Linked DNA regions of Homo sapiens: region 1 is linked to region 2. A link is a loop called in an ENCODE intact Hi-C map of the cell type or tissue named here. Cell type or tissue: CD4-positive, alpha-beta T cell. All regions are shown on one strand. Links, peaks and the distances in the headings refer to the core of each region. The heading gives the core; the rest is flanking DNA.

What was found. Hi-C counts contacts between places; a loop is a spot of excess contacts. Peaks named below come from ENCODE experiments on the same cell type or tissue, not always from the same donor. Only the 100,000 strongest peaks of a DNase experiment are listed, where the experiment ranks them.
Region 1: it touches region 2 in a loop (3-fold over the local background); 3 of 110 quality-filtered maps call a loop at or near these places.

Annotation. Positions count from the first base shown.
Region 1 is chr2:10,827,166-10,838,312 of GRCh38, forward strand. It overlaps a transcript of PDIA6 not described here. Among named protein-coding and RNA genes, the nearest start is that of PDIA6, 20 kb to the left of the region's middle. RefSeq lists enhancers at 3,965-4,465, 8,100-8,600. In CD4-positive, alpha-beta T cell, for the core only: CTCF peaks have their summits at 5,335 (motif pointing right), 5,535, 8,336 (motif pointing right) and 8,541; DNase peaks (open chromatin) are centred at 5,346 and 8,316; H3K27me3 peaks cover 939 bases.
Region 2 is chr2:11,460,839-11,471,985 of GRCh38, forward strand. E2F6 (E2F transcription factor 6) reads right to left here and starts at 5,323. Exons shown (of 7, transcript NM_198256.4): 1 at 4,934-5,323. The coding sequence starts at 5,041. RefSeq lists enhancers at 4,517-5,074, 5,075-5,631, 6,059-6,138. In CD4-positive, alpha-beta T cell, for the core only: no CTCF peak of the experiment used is centred there; a DNase peak (open chromatin) is centred at 5,293; H3K4me3 peaks cover 1,834 bases.

The sequences.
Region 1 (11,147 bases), core at 1,240-9,239, 630 kb before region 2:
CAATTTCCTGCCTCAACCTCCTGAGTAGCTGGGACTACAGTTATGCACCACCACACCTGGCTAATTTTTGTATTTTCAGTAGAGACGGGGTTTCACTATGTTGGCCAGGCTGGTCTCAAACTTCTGACCTCAGATGATCCGCCCTCCTCAGCCTCCCAAAGTGCTGGGATTACAGGTGTGAGCCACCGCACCCAGCCTTATTTACATATTTATTTGTTTATCATCTGTCTTCACTAGGATGAAGCCTCCATGAGGGAACAGAGGAGAACCTTCCTATGTGCTGGCAACATCTGTCTACAACAGTGTCTGCCACATACTAATAAAGTTTAGTGATTGAAAATTTAATGAAAGTGTAGGTTTTCAGAAGAAATATAAGGGCTGGATGTGGTGGCTCACACTTGTAATTCCAGCACTTTGGGAGGCTGAGGTGAGCAGATCACTTGAGGCCAGGAGTTCAAGACCAGCCTGGCCAACATGGTGAAACCTCGTCTCTACTAAAAATACAAAAATTAGTGGGATATGGAGGCACACACCTGTAATCCCAGCTACTCAGGTGGCTGAGGCAGGAGAATTACTTGAATCTGGGAGGCACAGGTTGCAGTGAGCCGAGATCACGCCACTGCACTCCAGCCTGGGTGACAGAGTACGACTCTGTCTCAAAAAAAAAAAAATTTTTTTTTTCTTGCAATTCTTTAGAACTAGAGTAAAAAAAAAGTTTGTGAAAGTTTAATCTTTTTATTTTTATTTTTTTAATGCAATGTAATAAAATTAATAGACTTCATTTAGTCTATTAGAGCAGTTTTAGGTTTACAGCAAAGTTGAGGGGGACAGTGAATTCCCCATAAAACCCCTCCCCCTGCCACACACACAGCCTTCCCCACTATCAACATCCCACACCGCAGCAGCCCGCATGTTTGTTACAATGAACCTACATTGACACCTCATTATCCCCCAGAGCCCACAGTTTACATTAGGGTTCACACTTGGTGTTGTGCATTCTATGGGTCTGGACAGATGGAGATGACACACATCTACTCTTATAGTATCAGACACAGTAGTTTCACTGTCCTAAAAATCCTCTGTGCTCCAACTATTCATTCCAACCTACCCCCAATTTGCTTTATCTGTATATCAATTTTTCAATTAAAATGTATCAGAAATTCAATGGGCAGGAAGTAGTTTCAGAGGGTGAGGAAGAGAAATAACAGGCTGCCGTTTGTCATTTCCCCTTTAAGAAGTGCAGAGTGTCGAGGCCATGGGCACAGCCTGGAGCACCCTGTTCCAGTAGGGTGTGTGCCCCCTCCACCCAGGCCCACGACCCTGAGACCAGAGGAATGCGAGGGTCTGTCTCCCGCCCTCCTTGCACCACCAGGGCCCAGGGCACTCTTCCGCCCATGCAGATGGCAGCTGGGACGAAGGGGCAGCACAGTGCCAGTCTCCTGCTAGCCTGTGCGGGGCAGGCGACACTGGGCATGGTGCAGCCTTGCTGTCTCAGTGTCCCCTACCAGCCCCCTTTGGATCATGTCTGATTCTTCTGAGGACAGGCGCTGCGAATAAAACACCTCTGAGAATTTGGGGCACAAATGTGCTACACTGGAAACCCCTGCTTTGGAGGGGGCACAAAGCCAAATGACCCCTGGCTCTGGCCCCCGGGTCACAAGTGCATGGATGTGTTCGGAAATTCCCAGGGGCACTCCGGAAGCCTGGGATGCATGACCAGCAAAGCAGGGCTTCCTCCTTGCCTGCTAGGGTGCCCGCTTCATTCACTCCAGATGCTGGTGTGGTCTGGGGACAGCTGATGTATCATCACGTTAACAGTGTTATCCCCCACCCCGTCTTCAGTGACCCAGGTCACCCTCTCTTCTGGGGTGCTGTCCAGGCACTTTCCAGGATTGCACTGGCTTCAACAGGTCTTCGTGCCCTTCTCATTCCCCAAGAGAGAATCTGCTTACCCGGTGTTGTGAAAAGGGCGATATCTGGCCTGAGCTTTTGGAGAGGCTCTGGGCTGGGAGAAGGGTTTGTGTCATGCCCACCTCCTCAGCTGTTTGTTCCCCTGATGTCCTCTCTCCCAGGGTCTCTTTTGGGCCACTCATACCCAGAATCCTGGCTCATGGACACCTCCCGCCCCCAGGCAGCTCCCAGCGCTGTTGGCTTCTTCAGCTTCAGGAGCACCCGTGCCTCACAGCCCTGTCCCCTCTCTTAGTTGAGCAGGTGGGCTCTGCCCTGCTTCTCCAGACTCTCATTTTCCTCCTTCCATTGCCTGCTATTGCCTATAATTTGGCCAAAAGCCATAATAACCAAGGGTGTTGACTTTTTGCTCTCCAATCAAAAGATCCTGTCCTTACCAGGAACTGCCCTTGTTAGAAGGCACGGTGTTGGGGGGTGGAGATTAGAAACAATTTTTCTGCCTTTCACTGAGTCAATCACCAAATCCTGCCAAATTTGAAACCTAAGTGGCATGTTCTCCTCTCCACACAAATCCTAGTTCAGGTCCCAGAATTTCTGGCCTGGGCTATTGCAACAGCCTCTTTTTTTAATTATTATTTTTAATTTTTTGTGGGTACATAGTAGGTGTACATATTGACACTGTACGTGATTACATTTCCAATCTCTTTTGGAGGTGAGCTCTGAAGTCCATCCCTGGATTCCTCTAAGGATGAGAAGTCGGGTCAAACAGTCCCTCTGACCACCTAAAAGTGGCATAAATCAAACCTCAGCTTCTCCGTGGCGGCACTGTGAAGTCCACATGCCTTCGCGAGGTGGCAGGGCTTGTCCTCTGTGCTCCCGCCATGCCCAAGTTCTTCAAGCGTGTTGCATGGAAGACTTTGCTCTCTGGCTGTCTCTGCCTAGGATGCTTCTCTGCCCCCCACTACCTTGGCTGACACTCAACCCTTAAGCCATGGCAGCCCTTCTAGGAAGCTTCCTCACCCCAGGCCCTGGGAGGTAGAGGGGCCGCTCCTGCTCCACACTGCCTCCTTGCACCCGCATGTAGAAGCAGTGCCTGTGTCTGCCCCTCCAGTGTGGGTGCGCAGCTTCAAGACAGGGGCCAGGACTGGGCTGTGTCCCAGCTCCTAGCACGGCCTGGGAAAATGAATGAATGAATGTTGGAATGAATGAACGCATCCGTGAATAATATGCTGTGGACCTCCGTGCCTATCAGTTCTCCATTTGTTTTGGCTGAATGCTTGTGTTTGAACTGGTGGAACTCAGTGAGTTTGCAAGCCTGCCTGGTTCTGGCCAGAGGGTCAAGGTTCTCTCGGGCACCTTTTCCTGCGGGCACAGCTATGGGGCAGGAGTGCGTCTGCAGGGACATGGGGTGGCACCCAGAGCCTTTGCAGGAAGCAGCAGGGCCTTTCCTCCCTGGCGGCCTGGGGAGTGCAGCCAAGGGACAAAAGAGGATTCTAAGTTGTTTTCTGGAGCTCACTCTCTCAAAAATAAAATCCAAAACCCAGCCCATGAGGGCAAAGCAATTTTGTAGGAGATACTTAAGTCTTCAGTTAAAGTGAGAAATTAGTTCAAGGAAATAGGGAGAATGTGGCCTCAGACTTAGAGCTGAACTGAACTGCCCCTCCAGGCCCTCGGGTCACCCCCTGCGCGGGCGTGGCTGTGCCCCTGGACACACGGGGACTCCACCTGCGCAGAGTGGGCTGGAGCTGAGGTCTGCCTGGTGCCACCCCCGCCGGCTGGTGGCTCAGGAGGCACACGGGGCACTTCTGTGGTCTCCTTGGGCGCTTGGCCACGTCAGCTTTTCAGAACATTCAGTTCCTCCCCACTTAGCCTCTCTGTCTCCCTCCTAGGGAGAAATGAGCTCCCTCCTGCACCGGCCCAGCCCCTCACTGTCCCTGAGCCACAGGGGCTGGCGGGGAGGGCCCTTGTGGGAGCGCAGCGGACTCCGCTCTGCTTCCAGCCGCTGGTGAGACCCCCCTTCTCTCTTTCCGGGATTCCTTGACTGCAGTGGGTTTGGGTTGGCCTCACCCTTGGCACTTGGAGCCGCAGATGAGTCTACTGTGATAGGGCGGGCGTTGATGAGCGCTGTGACCACTTGCCCCCACCTACTTAGCCTTCCCCTTGACCCCGTGGCCAGGGCTGTGGCGCTGCCCTCCTCCCGGGCCCGTGCACATTGTAGTCTACGGCACTCTCTTGACTCGGGGAAACGCAGGCTGGCTTGTTTCTGAGGGTGGCCCCCACCTGACAAAACTGCTCAGCTCACTAAGAATCAGCGGCACTGGTCACATTACTTCTCCGGCTCCTTCTCCCTGTAAGCCTCTTCTGGCATGGTGGCTGGAGCCCTCCCTTGCAGCTGCTAAGACTGCGTTTCACCCGGCAGCCCCACATCCTGGGGCAGGGGCAGGTCATCGGTCAGACCTCTGGGTAGCCTGAATGGGAGGTGTCGTCAGCTGCTGATTTGGGTGCAATAAGCAGCTTTCAGATCCAGCTACGATGTGCCCCTCGCCTCCACACCCTGCCTGGCAGACACAAGTAATCTGCTCACTGGACAGGATTGGCCTTCACTGAACACGAGTTAATTGATACCAACGTCTCCTTCATCGCGTGATTGTGTGTCTGACAGATTCTAGGGCCTGACAGGATGCAGTTTCCAAGCGGAACCCAGCTCCCGGCCGTAGTCATCCTCCTCCTCCCAGCCACCTTCCTGGACCCCTGCTGTCCTGCCTTGGGCAGCCAGTCATGGGGTGTGAATGTCCTCTCCTTCCTCTCCCCTCAAACCTCTCTCTCCTCATGTGCCAGGCTCTCTGCTGGGCGCTGAGGGCAGAGGCGGGCAAGCCAGGGTCCCCTGGAGCTATGATGGTGCCACTGCACTCCAGCCTGGGTGACAGAGCAAGACCCTGTCTCAAAAAAAAAAAAAAAAAAAAAGAGGAGAGAATTCATTTCAACAGATATTTACTGAGCACCTATGATATTCCAGGCACAATTCGAGGTGGTGGAATATGGCGGGGAGTGAAATAGACAACAATCCTGCCAGCAATGTTGAACTGGAACACACCCACCCAGCATCCCAACCCCAGGCACATACTCACCCCACGGGCGTGTGAATTCACCGAAAGGCAGGCTTAAGAATGCTCACAACAGCAGAACTGGCCAGATCCCAAACTGCAAACCGCCCAAATGCCCATCAGCAGTGGAAGGATAAATTGTGTTCTGCTCACACAGTGCAATGCAGTGCAGCCGTGAGAATGAGCAAACTGCAGCTGCAGATATCCTCGCCATCTACGCCTCACAAACACCACCTGGTGGGATTCTATTAATTCCTGTTTGAAGCACGAGGCCAGGAGACCTAACCTTGCAGCGGGCACCCTCGGTTGAGTAGTGACAGGAAGTGACCGCAAGGGGGCGCTCTGCCCTTGCTCTGCGCAGGCTGCTGCGGGGATGCGTGTGGGATTTGAGCTGTGCGCTCAGGACTCGTGCGCTTTTCTCTGTATGTGCTGTACTTAGATACAATATTTACACTAAAAAATCGGGGCTGTGGTGGACCGAAGGGCCCAGGCTCAGGCCCTGGGCTGGCTGAATCCTGCAGTCAGCATCTCCCGCCTCGGTCTTCCTTCCAGGAGGTCGGGTCCAGGGCAGAAGAGGGCGACCCCAGATGAGGCATCTCCTGAGGGGAGGGGCAGCTGGCTTGGAGGCCAGGCTGTGGCTTGCCACAGGAACAGGGTAAGGAGGCGGTGAGGATCACCTGGGCCCCCAGGGACATTTGGCGGACGCAGAAAAGGCAAGGTCGAGGCCAGCGCTGGTCCCACCCCCCGCCCCCCCAGCCACTGAGACCCGCAGAAGCCGGGACTCTGGAGGCTCCCAGAACTCCAGCCCTCTGGGGTCACTCTCCTTAAAAGGCCAAGTGATGGGTGGGAGGGAGCTCACAGATGATATTGGGGCATGGAGAAAGGCCAGGAGTCCCCATTTCCCAGAGGCAGAGCAGTCAGAAAGCATCCCCTCCCCTGCCTGGACAGGTGTCCATGTAGAGCCCAGGCTCTGTGTCAGGGACAGCCCCGCTCCCTCGACAGGCCAGTTCCGCGGAAGGGGCCCATGTCTGTGTGGCCTCTAGTCTCACTTTGGCCAGGCTGGCTCCTGCCCTCGGGCAGGCCCAGGATCTGGGGTCTTTTTCCCTGTCCGGTCCCTCTCCTCTCCCCTCCTCCGGCTCCCGCAGTTGTTAATCATCCTTTCCCGTTTGGAATTTCCCGATCAGCAGGCCTGGGAGGCAGCTTTCTCAGGCCCCCACTTTGCTGCTGTGTCTCTGAGCTTGGTGTGTCCCCACCCCCTCTGGGGGTTTTCAGTCCATCACCACAGTGGGGTAATAAGCCTCACAGCCAAGGGGAGTGGCCCCCAGAACCTCAAAAACCCACAGCGGGCTCATTCCCTGACTTCTGCCAGGTAGAGGCGGCTGGGCCCTCTCCTCAGAACATGTTTGAGCCCCTTCTCAGAAGTTTCCAGAGTGCCAGTATGGTTGGCACCAGCCTTGTAAGCCCCTATGAATAGAGACACATCCCTCTTATACCCATACACAGATTGGAACTCCCGGAGGCAGGGCCTGGATTCCAGGGCATGTACTTGCTGTATAGTGGGCTCTGCAGGGAGATGTATGAAGTTAAGTGGATGTGGACATCGAGCCTGGAAAGGTTAAATGACATCCCCAGGGCTGGAAGCCATCAAGTGTCTGGAAGTGGAGCTTGGAGCTCGAGGTGCCAAGACCCTGAAGTGGCAGCCAGTGTCTGGTTATTGGAAGCCCCAGACGCTTGTTTAGAGAAATCTTTGCCTCCTCCCAGGTCCCACCAGTGCTCTCTGTGTTTCTCTTATCTTTGGATGTTGCCACACGGAAGCGGAATTCTAAAATAATTTCCTCTCCCTTCCCCCATCCCCAGACTTCTGAAGAAGATTTAAACTGGGCATTAGGTGTTTTCTAAATACTGTTGCAAAGTCCCAACAGCTTCTACAGTGAGAGCAACGCAGATCTGGGGAAAGATCCCAGTGAATTTGTATCTTTCTTTGGGGTCTCAGCAGCAATTGCATGATTTCAAAAGGAGGCAGTGCCTCACTCTCCTTTCAGGCTGCGCTTCTGAGCAGAGACAAAAAAGGGAACCTCTCAGGCTGGATCAAAGGCGAGCCTCTTTCTATGTGGGCCACGGATGCTGCCTGCAGCAGTGTGCTTTGGAGAGAAAGACCCTCTCTGTGGAGAGGGAACATTCTGGACACGTGTGCCCTTCTCCTGTGAGGCTTCCCTCCCTCCCTGGGGCTGGCCACCCTCCCTCCCTCCTTCCACGGAGGCCTGGCCTCTCTGTGGCACTGCCCCTCACCCCTCTGGGCTGCAGTGACTCCCAGAGGTGGGATCTCATTGGTCCCTGAGCGCCTGGCAGGACTGACAGGGTGCTTAGTAAACCCTTGTGGCCTGGATGCAGGCCGAGGCTCCTGTGGCCTGGGAGGGTCCAGGTCCTTCTTTGTTATGAACACTAAGAGGCAGGTCTCCTCCCTTCCCTGCCTCAGACACACAAGGGACACTTGATGTGTTTGTGGAGTGAACTAATTTCTCTCCCTCCCTCCCTCCCTCCCTCCCTTCCTTCCCTCCTTCCTTCCTTCCTTCCTTCCTTCCTTCCTTCCTTCCTTCCGTTCTTTCTTTTGACAGAGTCTGCTCTGTTGCCCAGGATGGAGTGCAGTGGTGTGATCTTAGCTCACCGCAACCTCCGCCTCCCAAGTTCAAGAGATTCTCTTGCCTCAGCCTCCTTAGTAGCTGGGATTACAGGCACGCACCACCATGTCCGGCTAATTTTTTGTATTTTTAGTAGAGACAGGGTTTCACCATGTTGGCCAGGCTGGTCTCGAACTCCTGATCTCAAGCGATCCACCTGCCTCAGCCTCCCAAAGTGCTGGGATTACAGGCATGAGCCACTGTGCCTGGCGTAGAGTGAACTAATTTCATAGCGTGGGTTGATGAACATGAACAGGTGGGGCGGGCCTACAGCAAGGAGCAGCACCAGCGCCTGTGTGTGTACTGTGGCCGCTGCTCGGCCCCGGGCGGTGCACTTTACCTGAACCGTCCTTCCAGGCCTCCCAAGCCATCTGCAGGAAGTGCTGTTTCCATCCCAGGCCTGAGATGGTGGAAAGGCTGGGGACTCCAGGGACACAGGGCTGGCAGGCGGGTGAGGTGGGCAAGTACCCCCGGCAGTCGGGCTCCGGAGCCCGCCTTCTTGACCAGGCCGCTGGCAGTGAGCCAGCCGGGTTCCGTTTCCATCGCGGGCCTTATCCGGGGCGTATTCCTTCCAGGTGCGGCCTCCGGGGAAGCCCAGTCCCCAGCCTGGAGGTGACGAGGCCGGCGCACCCACCAGGGGTCGCTGCAGGCAAGAGCTGGAGGCCTGAAGGCAGGTGGGGCCCAGGGAGCCGGCCCGGCACACTCGGATACACAGCTTTAGGTGTGCCAGATCGGGACGATGTTTTAATAAAAGTAAAGCAGACATCTCCGACCCACGAGGAAACCCAGCCTGGGTTTGGATCCACCTCTGAGCTCCACCTTCACTCAGCTGCCAAATGGGGACAGTGGCTGTGGCCCTGTCTCCCTCATGGGACCGCCAGGGGATCCTATGAAATCACAATACTTAGAGAGGGGGCCGGGCGCGGTGGCTCACGCCTGTAACCCAGCACTTTAGGAGACCGAGGCGGGCGGATCATTTGAGGTCAGGAGTTCGAGACCTGCCTGGGCAACATAGTGAAATCCCGTCTCTACTAAAAATACAATAATTAGCTGGGCGTGGTGGCGGGCGCCTGTAATCCCAGCTACTCGGGAGGCTGAGTCAAGAGAATCACTTGAACCCGGGAAGCAGAGTTTGTAGTGAGCCAAGATCGAGCCACACTGCACTCCATCCTGGACAACAGGGCAAGACTCTGTCTCAAAAAAAAAAAAATACTTTCAGACCGTGGAGTACCTTGGTGCCTGAGATGATCCTATTGGCCTCACTAGGTGCCCGTGGGGGTGCCACCACCAGTGATGAAGGGGAAGGGAGATCAACCCCTACTTTTCCGAGGGTCTTTCCCATGTAAGAAATACAAGCTGAATCTTCCTGAAATTCAGCCACAGATCCCACACTCCCTTAAGGCACACTCAGGTCCTACGATGGCCTGCTGCAGACACTGGCAACGTCAGGCCTGGAGCATCCTTGTCTAGGATGGGTCTGGGGCTTTGGGCTCTGTGGTGTTATTTTATTATTTATTTATTTATTTATGTATCTATTTTTAGAGACGGAGTCTCACAAAGTTGCCCAGGCTGATCTCGAATTCCTGAACTCAAGCAGTCAGCCCGCTGTGGCCTCTCAAAGTGCTGAGATTAAAGGCATGAGCCACTGTGCCCGGCCTTCTGTGGTTTTAAATGAAACTTTTGCAGGCTTTTTTTTTTTTTTAATTAAGAGATCATTCGCATGCCATAGAATTCACTCTTTTAAATTGTCCAATTTGGTTGTTTTTAGCGTATTCACAAGTTTGTGTAACCCCCCCAGCAATTCCAGAACACTTCATCAGTCACCTCAAAAAGAAACCTGTGCCAATCTTCCCCTTCGCTTACCCCTGGCAACCACTGATCTACTTAACCTTTTCTTTATATTGTGTCTTTTCATTGCCGCTTGTGTTCTATGGGGATTAAAAAAAAATAGATGGCTTACTTCATGTGAGCAAGAAGGGACCTGTGTCTCAGGGTAGCAGACAGGGTTATGGGGACTCCTTGGGGTTAGAACGTGGGGTCCCATGCCTCAACCCTCTCTGATGAGCTGTGTGAGCACAGAGGAATGAGAACATCTTTCTGGCTTTTTGTCTTCTCATTCTGTTTCATTCTCATTCATGATGGTTAACAGTGATGATACTTGTCCCACTTACAGCAAGGAAATCCCACGTCTCCTAAACAACAGAACCCCAAATCTGCCTGGGCTTGATGCTGGGAGGAGAAGCTTCCAGGGGCAGCAGGATCAAGGAGCTGGCTCTGTCCCTGCCTCTGTTCTCACTGTCACCCCTCTCTGTTTCCCATGAGTGCGGCCCCCAGCAAGCTGGGCCTGTGTGCTGCTCCCATGGCGGCCACGGCCCCCTTACCCAGGACACCACCAGCCCAGCAGGGAGGGGCTGACGTCCTCACAAAGACTTACTAAATATTCAAGGAGGCGACGGGGAAAAGAGAGCACGAAACACAGCATTTAGTTCCCTGAAGAATTAGAAGCAGTTTGCAAAGATGCACTCAATATGACAAGATTAAAAAACATACGTGAGGAAATCAGAGAGGAATAAAAATGAGGGGGAGAAAAAAATAAGATGAAGCCAGGGAGAGGTTGGTATGGAAACTCCAGATGGTGATTTAAGGAGCACTTATGCAGCACACTTACCACGATCCGAGCGCCGTGCAAGTATCATCAACTCATTTGATCCTCGGGACACTTTGGAGGCAGGGGCTGTGATTATCCTCATTTTGCAGTCAGAAAAGCCCAGGCACAGAATTGCAGCTTGTTCAGGGGCTCCAAGCTTCTAGGTGGCAGAGCTGGGTCTCAAGCCTGGGCAGCCTGGTGTGCAAGTTCATGCCACCCCTGCTGCTTTTTCATGATATCACATGAACGCACTGGGGGTGGGCAGGGGAGCCCGGGCATGAGCAGAATAAGCAGGGAATATCTTTGTCATCTTGGATCTTGTTCCAGAAATCATAGGTATTTTGCATTTTTCCCCATGATGTTTCTATATTTGTGCAAGTGTGTTGAAAATTAGGTTGTGTGTGTGTGTGTGTGTGTGTGTGCGCGCGCACGCAGGCACTCTGTCTGAGCTTCAGCTGAGGCCCTGAGGGGTTCTGAAGAAAGCACAAGGTGTCAGGTAGCCCATCTCTGCCTGGGCGGTTGAGAGCTGTTCTACCAGCATGGGCCCTCACCCACTCCAGGGAGAATAAGGCAGGGTGAGAGTTTGGGGAGCTTGAGGAGGCTGGTGCAGGGACTGCTCTGGAGAGGCTGCCTGTGCACTAGTCTCTCCCAAGTCTGGGGGAGGCATTTGAGGGAACTGTCTGGATAGTTGTGTGTGTCTTTGGAATTGGAGGGACCCAGGGACTGGTGTCTGAGCCCCTAGAAAATTCTCGTGATGAGAGAATGTTGGCTAAAAGGCTGGCGTTGGGCGCTTCCTTCATTCATTCATTC
Region 2 (11,147 bases), core at 2,004-10,003:
TAATGTTTGGTGCTATGACCATTATGATGGCTACAATGTCACCAGGTGATAGAAATTTTTCAGCTCCACTATAATCTTACAGGACCAGAAACCTAATACAGATTTGGTACCAGAAGTGGAGTGAGTCATACTTTGCACCTCACCTTTAGGGGTCTGCTGGGACTTGGGTCTAGTAATAGGTCTAGAAGCAAAGAGGGGTGGCGGGGTGGGTCCTGATGAGAATCAGCACTGTCTTGTCCGGGAACTGTTTCAGAGGAGGCCATTACTATCTCCACAGGCAATGCAGAATTAATCCCCTTAGACAGGGGTGGAAAGGATGATACCACTGTAGGTGGAAATGCTACTGCCCCTCTGGCAAACAAGACTCATCAGAATTTAGGGGCTCAATGTGTCCAGCCTCATCTTCCCACATGATCCCATCCAAACTTGCAGGACCCCACTCTTTCCCAACCAATACCCTCACTTTAACAGTAGATGCTCTGTGAGGCTAAGAGAGTTCAACTTTCTATTTTATTTATTTATTTATTTTTGTGATGGAGTTTCACTCTTGTTGCCCAAGCTGGAGTGCAGTGGCACAATCTCGGCTCACTGCAACCTCCACCTCCTGGGTTCAAGTGATTCTTCTGCCTCAGCCTCCCGAGTAGCTGGGATTACAGGCGCACGTCACCAAGCCTGGCTAATTTTTTGTATTTTTAGTAGAAACGGGGTTTCACCACATTAGCCAGGCTGGTCTCGAAATCCGGACCTCAGGTGATCCACCCGCCTCAGCCTCCCGAAGTGCTGGGATTACAGGCATGAGCCACCATGACTGGCCAAGAGTTCAACTTCCATTGTAATTTGGCCAGTTACATGATGAAGGCTTGTGTTTGATTTTCAGCAATTTCAGCCCCATGGCTACAGGATAGAAGATTCTAACCCAGGGCACACTTAGAAACTTTTAGGTCATTTATGTGGAACTCCAGCCATGAAACTGAATCCCTGAGCTCATCCTTTTCTTTCATCACTTTGTCCAAAGACAATAGGAGCAACCAACCAATGTCATTATAATCCTTGTTTTCCCAAAAATATTTGAAAATATCACATATAGCGTCACTAAATTCTTTGCCTCTTATAAGCAGTGAATTAGAATAAAAAGGCATTTATTTTGCATATCTATAAACAGTTTGTGTCATGGACTTCCAGTGCTCTCTCTACTATTAGAAGTAGAGCTCTTGGCATTTTTAGATTCTAATCAGATTAAAGAATCAATTCCAAAAACCCCAATTAAGGAAACTCATCTTTAATATTCTGTTTCCCAGAACCATTCCTGGTACCAAAATCTGTGTTAGTATTGGTCTGTCTCTCTGGAGAGCCCTGACCAATAGAGTAATAAATTCAATTCTGGATATAGAGTAGTCCACCCTTATCCCTGGGAGCTACATTCCAAGACCCCCAGTGGATGCCTAAAACCGCAAACAGTACCAATCTCTATATATACTATTTTTTCGTATACATACATACATGTGATAACATTTAATTTATAGATCGGGCATAGTAAGAGATTAACAGCTAATAATAAAATACAACAATTATAGCAATAAACTACAATGAAAGTTATGTGAATGTGGTCTCTCTCTCAAAATATCTTATACTGTAGATCTTAGCGACCTCAGAATAAGATTTTTTTTCTTTCCTTACTAAGTCAAGAACTTAGATCTTTTCACTTAAAGGAAGCACTTCATCAATTCTCTTCAGCATACTGGAAGCACTACTGGAAGCATACTGGAAGCACTACTTTTGTGCTTTGGGGCCATTACTGAGAAAATAAGGGCTACTTAACACAAGCACCGTGACAGTTGGTCTGAGAATCAAGAAACAGCTACTAAGCGACTAAGGGCAGGGCGCAGTGACAGCATGGGAACTCTGGACAAAGGAAGATTCAGGTGCTGGGTGGTACTGGACAGCTCAAGATTTCATGACACTACTGAGAATGGCAAGCAGTTTAAAACTAATGAATTATTTCTGGAATTTTCATTTTAATAGTTTGGGGGACCACAGGTTAACTGAAATAAAGAAAAGTGAAACCTCAGATGAGAGGGGACTAATAGGAGTTTGAAACCTAAGTAGGAAGGTCTAGTAGACAGCTGGAAAACCCTGAAGGAGATTTATAGATTTGGGAATTATGACATGGTAACTGAAAATACCAGAACTGTATGTCTAAGATTTCAAGGGATGTATCTGCTGATACTACATGCAAACTAAGTGGTTTTTCCACAGTGAGCTTAGAGTTTTTATCACGTTCTCAAATATTAAGACCACCAATACAGATGGTACCAATATACAGCTGACCCTCAAACAACACAGGTTTGAATTGTGTGGGTCCACTTAGAGACCAATTTTCTTTACCCGCTGCCACCCCTTAGAGAGCAAAACCAGCTCCTCCTCTTACTCTTGTTCATCAGCCCACTTAGTGTGAAGACAAGGATGAAGACCTTTACGATGACCTAATTCCCCCGAAGGAGTAGGATTTTCTCTTATTTATGATTTTCTTAATAACATTTTCTTTTCTTTAGCTACTTTACTATAAGAAAACAGTAACTAATACATATAAATACAAAATATGTGTCAATTAACTGTTTACGGTATCAGTAAGGCTTCCAGCAAACAGTAAAGTTTTGGGGGAATCAAAGTTATATTCAGATTTTGAATTTCATGGGATTTGGTGCCCCAATCCCTGAGTCGTTCAATGATCAAATGTAGATGGTAACAGAAGTCATGGGAGGAGTGAATGAACTCCCCTAAGAAGAATGTGTAGAGACGGTAGAAGAGAACCCTGAATAATACCAACATGTGGCCAGCTGCAGAGGCTCACGCCTGTAATCCCAGCACTTTGGGGAGCTGAGGTGAGAGGACTGCTTGAGCCCAGGAGTTCAAGACCAGCCTGGGCCCCATAGGAAGACTCCCATCTCTAAAAATAAAAATAATTAGCCAGGTGTGGTGGCATGTGCCTGTGGTCTCAGCTACTTGGGAGTTGGAGGCAGAAGGATCACTTGAGCCTGGGAGGTAAGGCTGCAGTGAGCCATGATGTGCCACTGCACTCCAGCCAGGGTGACAGAGTGAGATCCTGCACCGGGGGGGGGGACAAAAACAAAAACAGAAAAACAAATCAACATGAAGGAATGGGAAGAGGATGAGGACAAGGAGAAGCCAGAGAAGCAGATGGAGCATCAAACGTCAAGGAAGCTCAAGGGAGGGTTTCTAACACGAGTGTTGTAGTCAAAACTACAACAGCTGCTGGAATTGACGAGCTTGTCGGTGACCTTGGTTAGAATGGTCTTACAAGTGTGCTTAGGATAGGGGTCCCCAGCAGTGGGTTGGCTGGTAATAAGAGGCCATCAAGTGGAAACAGTGAGTGTAAATAACCTTTTCAAGAAGTTTAGCTGTGAAAGCACTTTGGGAGGCTGAGGCGGGTGGATCACGAGGTCAGGAGATTGAGACCATCCTGGCTTACACGGTGAAACCCCATCTCTACTAAAAATACAAAAAAAAATTAGCCGTGCGTGGTGGCGGGTGCCTGTAGTCCCAGCTACTCAGGAGGCTGAGGCAGGAAAATGGCGTGAACTCGGGAGGCGGAGCTTGCAGTGAACCGAGATCAGGCCACTGCACTCCAGCCTGGGTGACAGAGCAAGACTTCGTCACCAAAAAAAAAAAAAAAAAAAAAAAGTTTAGCTGTGAAGAGGAAGAGAGACAGTAGATGGGAGGGGATATGGAATCAAGGGAGAGATCTTTTAAGATGGGGATGGATTTAGAATGCGGTTTTAGTAGTCAAGAATTTATCATCTGGAGTTAGACATTTGGAGCTTCAACCCAAGTTTCTACACTTATTATCCAGCCACAGGCAAGCCGGCGTTACATGCATCTCCAAGTCTGTTTTGGCAACCGTGAAACAAGAATAATAATCTTTTAGTATTATAAAACACTGCTGTGAGAAATGAGAAATTAAATGAGGCAATAATCACAAACTATTTGGTAGGGGAACCAGGCATAATGACTTGGGAAAATGTTTAATTACTACTAGTTATAGAAAGAAAGCAGCAGAGAAATTGAAAATACGGGGAGAGGTCGGGCTCGGTGGATCACCTGAGGTCGTCAGGAGTTCGAGACCAGCCTGGCCAACACGGCGAAATCCCGTCTCTACTAAAAATACAAAATTAGCTGGGTGTGGTGGCGCATGCCTGTGATCCCAGCTACATGGGAGGCTGAAGCAGGAGAATCTCTTGAACCTGGGAGGTGGGGGTTGCAGTGAGCTGAGATTGCGCCATTGCACTCCAGCCTGGGGAACAAAAGTAAAACTCAATCTCAAAAAAAAAAAAAAAAAAGAAAAAAAAGAAAGAAAAGAAAAAGAAAATGCATTTGTTGAGGGCCCTGATAACCGCGGGGAATACAGCATCTGGTCCTGAACAAGAGAAGAAATCAGCCTTTGCAGGAAAGGGAGCCAAATTTCCTAACCATTTTCTCTGTCAAACAGGTGGGGAGATAATTTGATGAATGGGAGCTGTGGCGTGGGAAATATAAAGCGTGGACAAGGTTTTAAACGGCTGCAGTAGAGCAGAAGGATGGGAGAGGAGGCAGAAAAACAAATGATAGGTTGCAGAGATACAGCTAGAGTCCATAGAAGGAGATAAACATGGACTCTCTAATGCAAAGTTGAGCAATTTTCTCCAACAGTGCTCTGAAGTTCCGATGTAAAAGCCTAGAAGACTGATACCACGTCTGTGAGCAGATGCTGAAAGCAGAAGGCGGGAGAGCGCAGTTCGCAGCACGTGATGGGCAGCGCCTGGCCCAGGGGGAGCAGACGACCCAGACGACGGCCAGCGGGGTTGGCGGCGGCGCGGGGAGGAGGGGGCCGGATTTGGGAGACCACCGCCCGTCCCCGTCCCGTCCCGGAGCTTACCAGCAGGCCCTCCACGTTGATGGGGTCTCGGCACCGACGGCGAACCGTCTCCTCCGTCGGGTCCAGGAGGAGACTGGGTAACTTCCTCGCCGGCCGCTGCTGACTCATGCTGCCCGGCCGGGCGTCCTGCTCCCCTCGCACCCCACGAGCTCTCCCGCCCTCTCGCGCTCAGCTCGAGCACCGCCCCCCACGCGCCGATTTCCAAGGGCCCAGCACCTAAGGGGTCCGCGGCTTCCTCCGAGGCGCCGCCCGGCTAGGCCGTCCCGCCCGCCAGTAAACGCGGCACGGCCTCACGTGCCCGGGAGCTCCCGACGCAGACGGAAAAAGAGGAGGGAGACCCGCGGATCTCAAGTCGCCCGGCCCGCCATCTTCCCGCATGCGCAGTACACCGCCCCCCTCTGCGCATGCCCGCCGCTGCCGGAGCGCTCCCACGCACCGATCCTCTCCCGGCGGCTGCCGCCCGGGAAACCCGGACCGCGGAATCCACGGAGAGGCTGGCAAAGGAAAAGGAAGAGGTGGAGCCGAATTCCAGAGGAAGGGAACAGGGGTGAGAGAAAAGAGGCAACCGGGAAAACCCAGCGGTCGCCTGGAATTCTCGACGGTGATAACTGAAAGTTCTGAGGTGATAACTGAAAGTTCTGAGCCGCAGAGATGTTCATTTATTCCTTTTTTTTATTTTAATTTTTTTTTTGGTCGCCCAGGCTGGAGTGCAGTGGCGTGGTCAGGGCTCACTGCAGCCTTGAATTCCCGGGCTCAAGCGATCCTCCACCTCAGCCTCCCAAGTAGCTGGGACTACATGCGCGCGCCACTGTGCCTGGCTAATTTTTAATTTTAATTTTAGTAGAGACAGGGTCTCAGTATATTGCCCCGGCTGGTCCTGAACTCTGGGGCTCAAGCCGTCCTCCCACCTTGGCCTCTCAAGTGCTGGGATTATAGGCGTGAGCTACCACACCCAGCCTTCATTTATTCGTGAGCTCTGTTAGCGCATCTTACAGGCAGGTCAGTGTTGATGCTTAGTAAATGTGAGCAACCACACCATTGTGGAATCGTTTTACCTCTGCCTGCCCGCCTGCCTGCCTGCCTGCCTTCCTTCCTTCCTTCCTTCCTTCCTTCCTTCCTCCTTCCTGTTTGACGAATGAGTTATCGTTGACCTATAGTGTCAGATATTGGGGTGGGCACAGGCGATACTTATTCGTTTGAATATGCCACGGGTTCAACCTCCAATTTCAGTGGGGACAGATAAGTAAACAGAGCATGTTAATTTAGCTGGAGCCAGAAGGTGTGTTTTCAAGTCCTGGCTGCCTCTACGTATAAACTAGAAGACCTTATTAAGCCAGTTACTTAATCTGTCTGTGCCTCAGTTTCCTTATTTGGAAAATGCAAATAATGACAATACTTACCTGATAAGGTTGTTGTGAGGATTAAATGGATTAATGGATACAGGTTGCTGTGATTAGAACAGAGGCCAGCACATGTTTGAAATAAAAAGGCAACACACCGTGGTATGTACAGAGTTGGAGGGAAACAACTGGTTAGACTGGGGGTTTCTACACAGCCTGAGGTGGGCGAGGTGAGGCAGGGAAAAATCCCCGAAGAAGCTGGTTCCCCACTAGACTGTGAGGTCAGAGGCCTTCTCTAATCTTTTTTTTTTTTTTTCTGTCACCCAGGCTGGAGGGCAGTGTCACGGTCATAATTCACTGTAGCGTCAAACTCCTGGCCTCAAGTGATCTCCCAGCTAAGACTCCCAAGTAGCTGAGAGTACAGGTGCATGCCACCATGCCTGGCTAATTTTTTTTTATGTTTTATTTTATTTTATTTTTTGAACTCCTTACCTTAAGCAATCCTCCTGCCTCAGCCTCCCAAGGTGCTGGAGTTATAGGCGTGAGACACCCATGCCTGGCTTCTAATCTTTGTATCTCTATCATCTAGCAAAGTGTCTGGCAAATAAAACATGCTCTATTAATGTTTGCTAAATAAACGATGAGAAAAAAAGAGAACGTAGCGGAGGTCTCGAGAAGACTGCATATTGTTGCAGAATGGAGAATTTCCCAGAGCCGTTAGAAATGGCCATTTGAAGGCATTTATTCAGCATCTGCTATGTGTTTGGCATTCCACATGCATTTGCTTATGTAAATCTCATATCAAAACTGAAAGATAGGTATTTTTCTGCCCAATTTGCAGATCAGCAAAATTAAGATCAGCAGGATTACAAAAATTTACTCAAGGTCCTAGTAGGCAGTGGTAGAGGCAGGCTTTGACTCCACAACTGATTAATTAATTTGGCATTCAGATCTTTAGGAAGATTCTTCAAGGACGACTAGATTCTCTACAACCAGAGTTGGGGTTGGGCAAGTAAAGGTGGGGTGTGGATCAGGACGGAGTAGCAAGTGGTCCAGGCTAAAGAAAGAGCATGAGCACAGAGCTGGGGAGAGTCGGGGAAATGGCACAATCCTCACACTTATTGTGCCTGTGACCTGGCTTTTCCCCAAGACATAATCTTTTGCACATTTTTTTTTTTGAAGCATCTCTCATGGGCCAAGCAGTAGGGTAGGTGTTGAGGGAAGAACTGAATCTGATGGGGCCTTACCTTGTGTTCCAGGGGCTACTAGCCTGGGGGAGATACATAAGCAGAAAGCATAAGTACTAAATTAGAGTGTGTCTAACACACAATAGCAGCACAGCAGAGGAAGAAAAAATAATAACTGAATTAGTTGTAAACTACAGGTGCTTTTCCACATCTGCCTGTGAGGCAGCTATTTCAAGAATACTTTATAGAAGGCCGGGCATGGTGGCTCACACCTATAATCTCAGCACTTTGGGAGGCTGAGGCAGGAGGCTCACTTGATTGAGGTCAGGAGTTTGAGACCAGCCTGACCATCATGGCGCAACCCTGTCTCTTCTATAAATACAAAAATTAGCCGGGCGTGGTGGCAGGCGACTGTAATCCCAGCTACTAAGGAGGCTGAGGCAAGAGAATCGCTTGAACTTGGGAGGTAGAGGTTGCAGTGAGCTAAGATCATGCCACTGCACTCCAGCCTGGGTGACACAGCAAGACCCTGTCTCAAAAAAAAAAAAAAAAAAAAAATATATATATATATATATATATATGAGGGTACAGAGGCTCAGAGAAGTTTGTTCCAGGTTGGGTACTCAAATACCAGGACTTTGGCCACTACATCCTTGGCTTTGTCCACCATGGCCTTACATTGATATACAGTCACAGTTCTGAGCACAGAAATTCTGGTATTTCCCAGTTCCAGCCCTGTTTTTGTGTATGCTTCCTGGGGCAAAATGGTGCTAGGGCAGAATGGGGCATGGGCTTTGGGACTTTCAAGTTAGGGCTGAAGACTATACTTCCCAGGGATCATTTTTAAAGTTAGGGCTGAAATATTAGGCCAACTGCACAGGTGTGCTTGAGCAATCCTGAAAGCCCTCATCTGTCAGAAGATATTTTACTTCCCTTCTACTTGAAAATGTCCTCTCCAGAGGTCCGTGAGGAAATGACCATATCCACTAGGGCTTTCTGTGATGATGGAAATGTTCCACATTGTTCCATATGGTGGCCACTGCCCCATGTGGCCACTGGCACCTGAAATAAGGCTGGTGTGTCTGAGGAAGTGAATTTCAATTTAATTTAATTTAATATAATTTGTAATTTAAATAGCCACATAAGTAGTTGCTACCATATTGGATAGCCCAGGCAAAGAAACTAAAATTGTAGATATCATTGAGTCCAGTTGCTATGGTCAGAAGGTTTGTGTTCCCTCAAAATTCACATGTTGAAACCTAATCTCCAATGTGATCATATTCGGACATGGGGCCTTTGGGAGGTGATTAGGTCGTGAGGAAAGATTGCCCAGGAGTGGGATTAGTGCCTAAGCCAAAGGGAAGAGCCAAGCTGAGAACCGCATCATGCAAACCTGCCTCCCATTCTGTTCCTAAATAAGATAGCTACAACGTTAAAAAGCTACATGCTTCCTCCACATTTTCCCCACAGGAAATTCCCTGTGGGCCCCAAGATCTTTACCCTAAAATAGTTCTGTTGAATTTCACCCGGACAATGTAGATTGACAGCTTATCTTCATAGGTATGGACAGGACATAGACAAAGGACAGAACTCAGTCATCCCTCTGCTCACCTGAGACAAATGCATAGCTGATGGCCTCCTCTGCCATGTTTATTTTGTCTTATGTAAAAGTGCAGATTCACTGAGCTAGGTGAATGCATAAGTGACTATTCCTCTACCCGCCTCTTCTGTGTGAACGGCTGATCAAAGTCTCAAAAGAATGCAACCACTTAGCTCTTATCTATCAACACCTTTTAAAAATTTCTTCCCCCTTCCCCAATATCTGCCCTTTCCCCTTTAAATATTGAAGCCCTCAAAATCATCTTCAGAGAAAGGTATAGACCTGTCTCTTAGGCATTGTCCTTAACCTTGGCAAAATAAACCTCTAAATTGATTGAGACCCGTCTCAGATACTTTTTGGTTTATGATGACCATCTGTATTAGTCAGGGTTTTCTAGAGGGACAGAACTAATAGGATAGATTTATATATGAGGGGAAGTTTACTAAAGAGTGTTGACTCACACAATCACAAGGTGAAGTCCCACAATAGGCCGTTTGCAAGCTAAGGAGCAAGGAAGCCAGTCCAAGTCCCAAAACCTCAAAAGTAGGGAAGCCAACAGTACAGCCTTCAGTCTGTGGTTGAAGATCCAAGAGTCCCAAAGCTGGAGAACTTGGAGTCTGATGTTCAAGGACAGGAAGCATCCAGCATGGGAGAAAGATGGAGGCCAGAACACTCAGCCAGTCTAGTCTTTCCATGTTCTCCTGCCTGCATTTTATTCTGGCCACACTGGCAGCTGGTTAGCTGGTGCCCACCCAGATTGAGAGTGGGTCTGCCTTTCCCAGTCCACTGACTCAAATGTTAATCTCCTTTGGCAGCACCCTCACAGACACACACCAGGAACAATACTTTGCATACTTTGTGGCTATTTAAATTAATTGCATCCAATTAAGTTGATGCTCAATATTAACCATCACATTATCTATGAACCAGGAAGCAAAGTGGACCTTCACTGGACACTGAATCTGCCAGTGCCTTGATTTTAGACTTCCCAGCCTCCAGAACTGTGAGTTTCTGTTGTTTATAAGCCCACTCAGTTCACAGTGTTCTGTTATAGTAGCCTGAACAGACTAAGACACCAGTGGTATTCTAAGCGTGGTCTGTGGACCTCAGCATTGCCATCACCTGCAAGCTCATTAAAAATACAAATTCTCTGGTCCTGTGCAGATCTACTGAATCAGAAACTGAAGGTTTGGGTGTACTCTGCAAGGCACTGGCCCAGTCCAACTCCTTATTTTCCAGATAAGGAAACTGCCCCCTGCCCCCTCTTCTGATACCCCTATATTACAGCCAAGTTAACTTTTCTAATGCAGTGTTTTGGGATTGAGGGCTTAGAACAAATACCAAAGGGCACCACTTGTCTCAGTCATTTTATGCCACTATAATAGAATACATTGGCTCACAGTCTGGAGGCTGCGAAGTTCAAGATCAAGATGCTAGCATCTGGTGAGGGCCTTCTTGCTGCATCATCACACTTACTGCTTCATCACATGAACATCTCCCATTGGGCCCCACTTCCCAGCACTGTTGCATTGGAGATTAAGTTTCCAACACATGAATTCTGGGGGGCACATTCAAACTATAGCATCATTGTAACCTAATATTTGCTAGATGTTCTAACTCTCTATCTATACCTCTCGCTCCAGCATAGGCATTCTTAGATCTTACAGATTGTTCTGATAGGTAAAGGTGGATGGGGTGATGGTGCAGAGAATGTAGGAAGAGGAGTCAAACTGGAGGCAAGAAGAACGGTTAGGATGCTGCCATAGTCACCGAACAAATAGCCAAACTGTGTTGGGGCTGTGAAAATGGAGAGGGAATAGACTCAAGAGAGGGAAACATAGAAAGAACAGAGTTTGGAGGCTGTTTGGATTCGAGGGAATCCATTGGCCTGACAATGGCAATTTGGGTGCTTGAAGTTTAGGCATGGATCATTCAGGGAGCGTGAGTGAAGCAACGTGGGGCAAAACCAGAGGATGGAACCCAGAGGAACACCCAAATTTAAAGGCCTAGGCCAGGCATGGTGGCTCACGCCTGTAATCCCAGCACTTGGGGAATGCTGACAGGGATGAGATGCAGACAGCTAATGG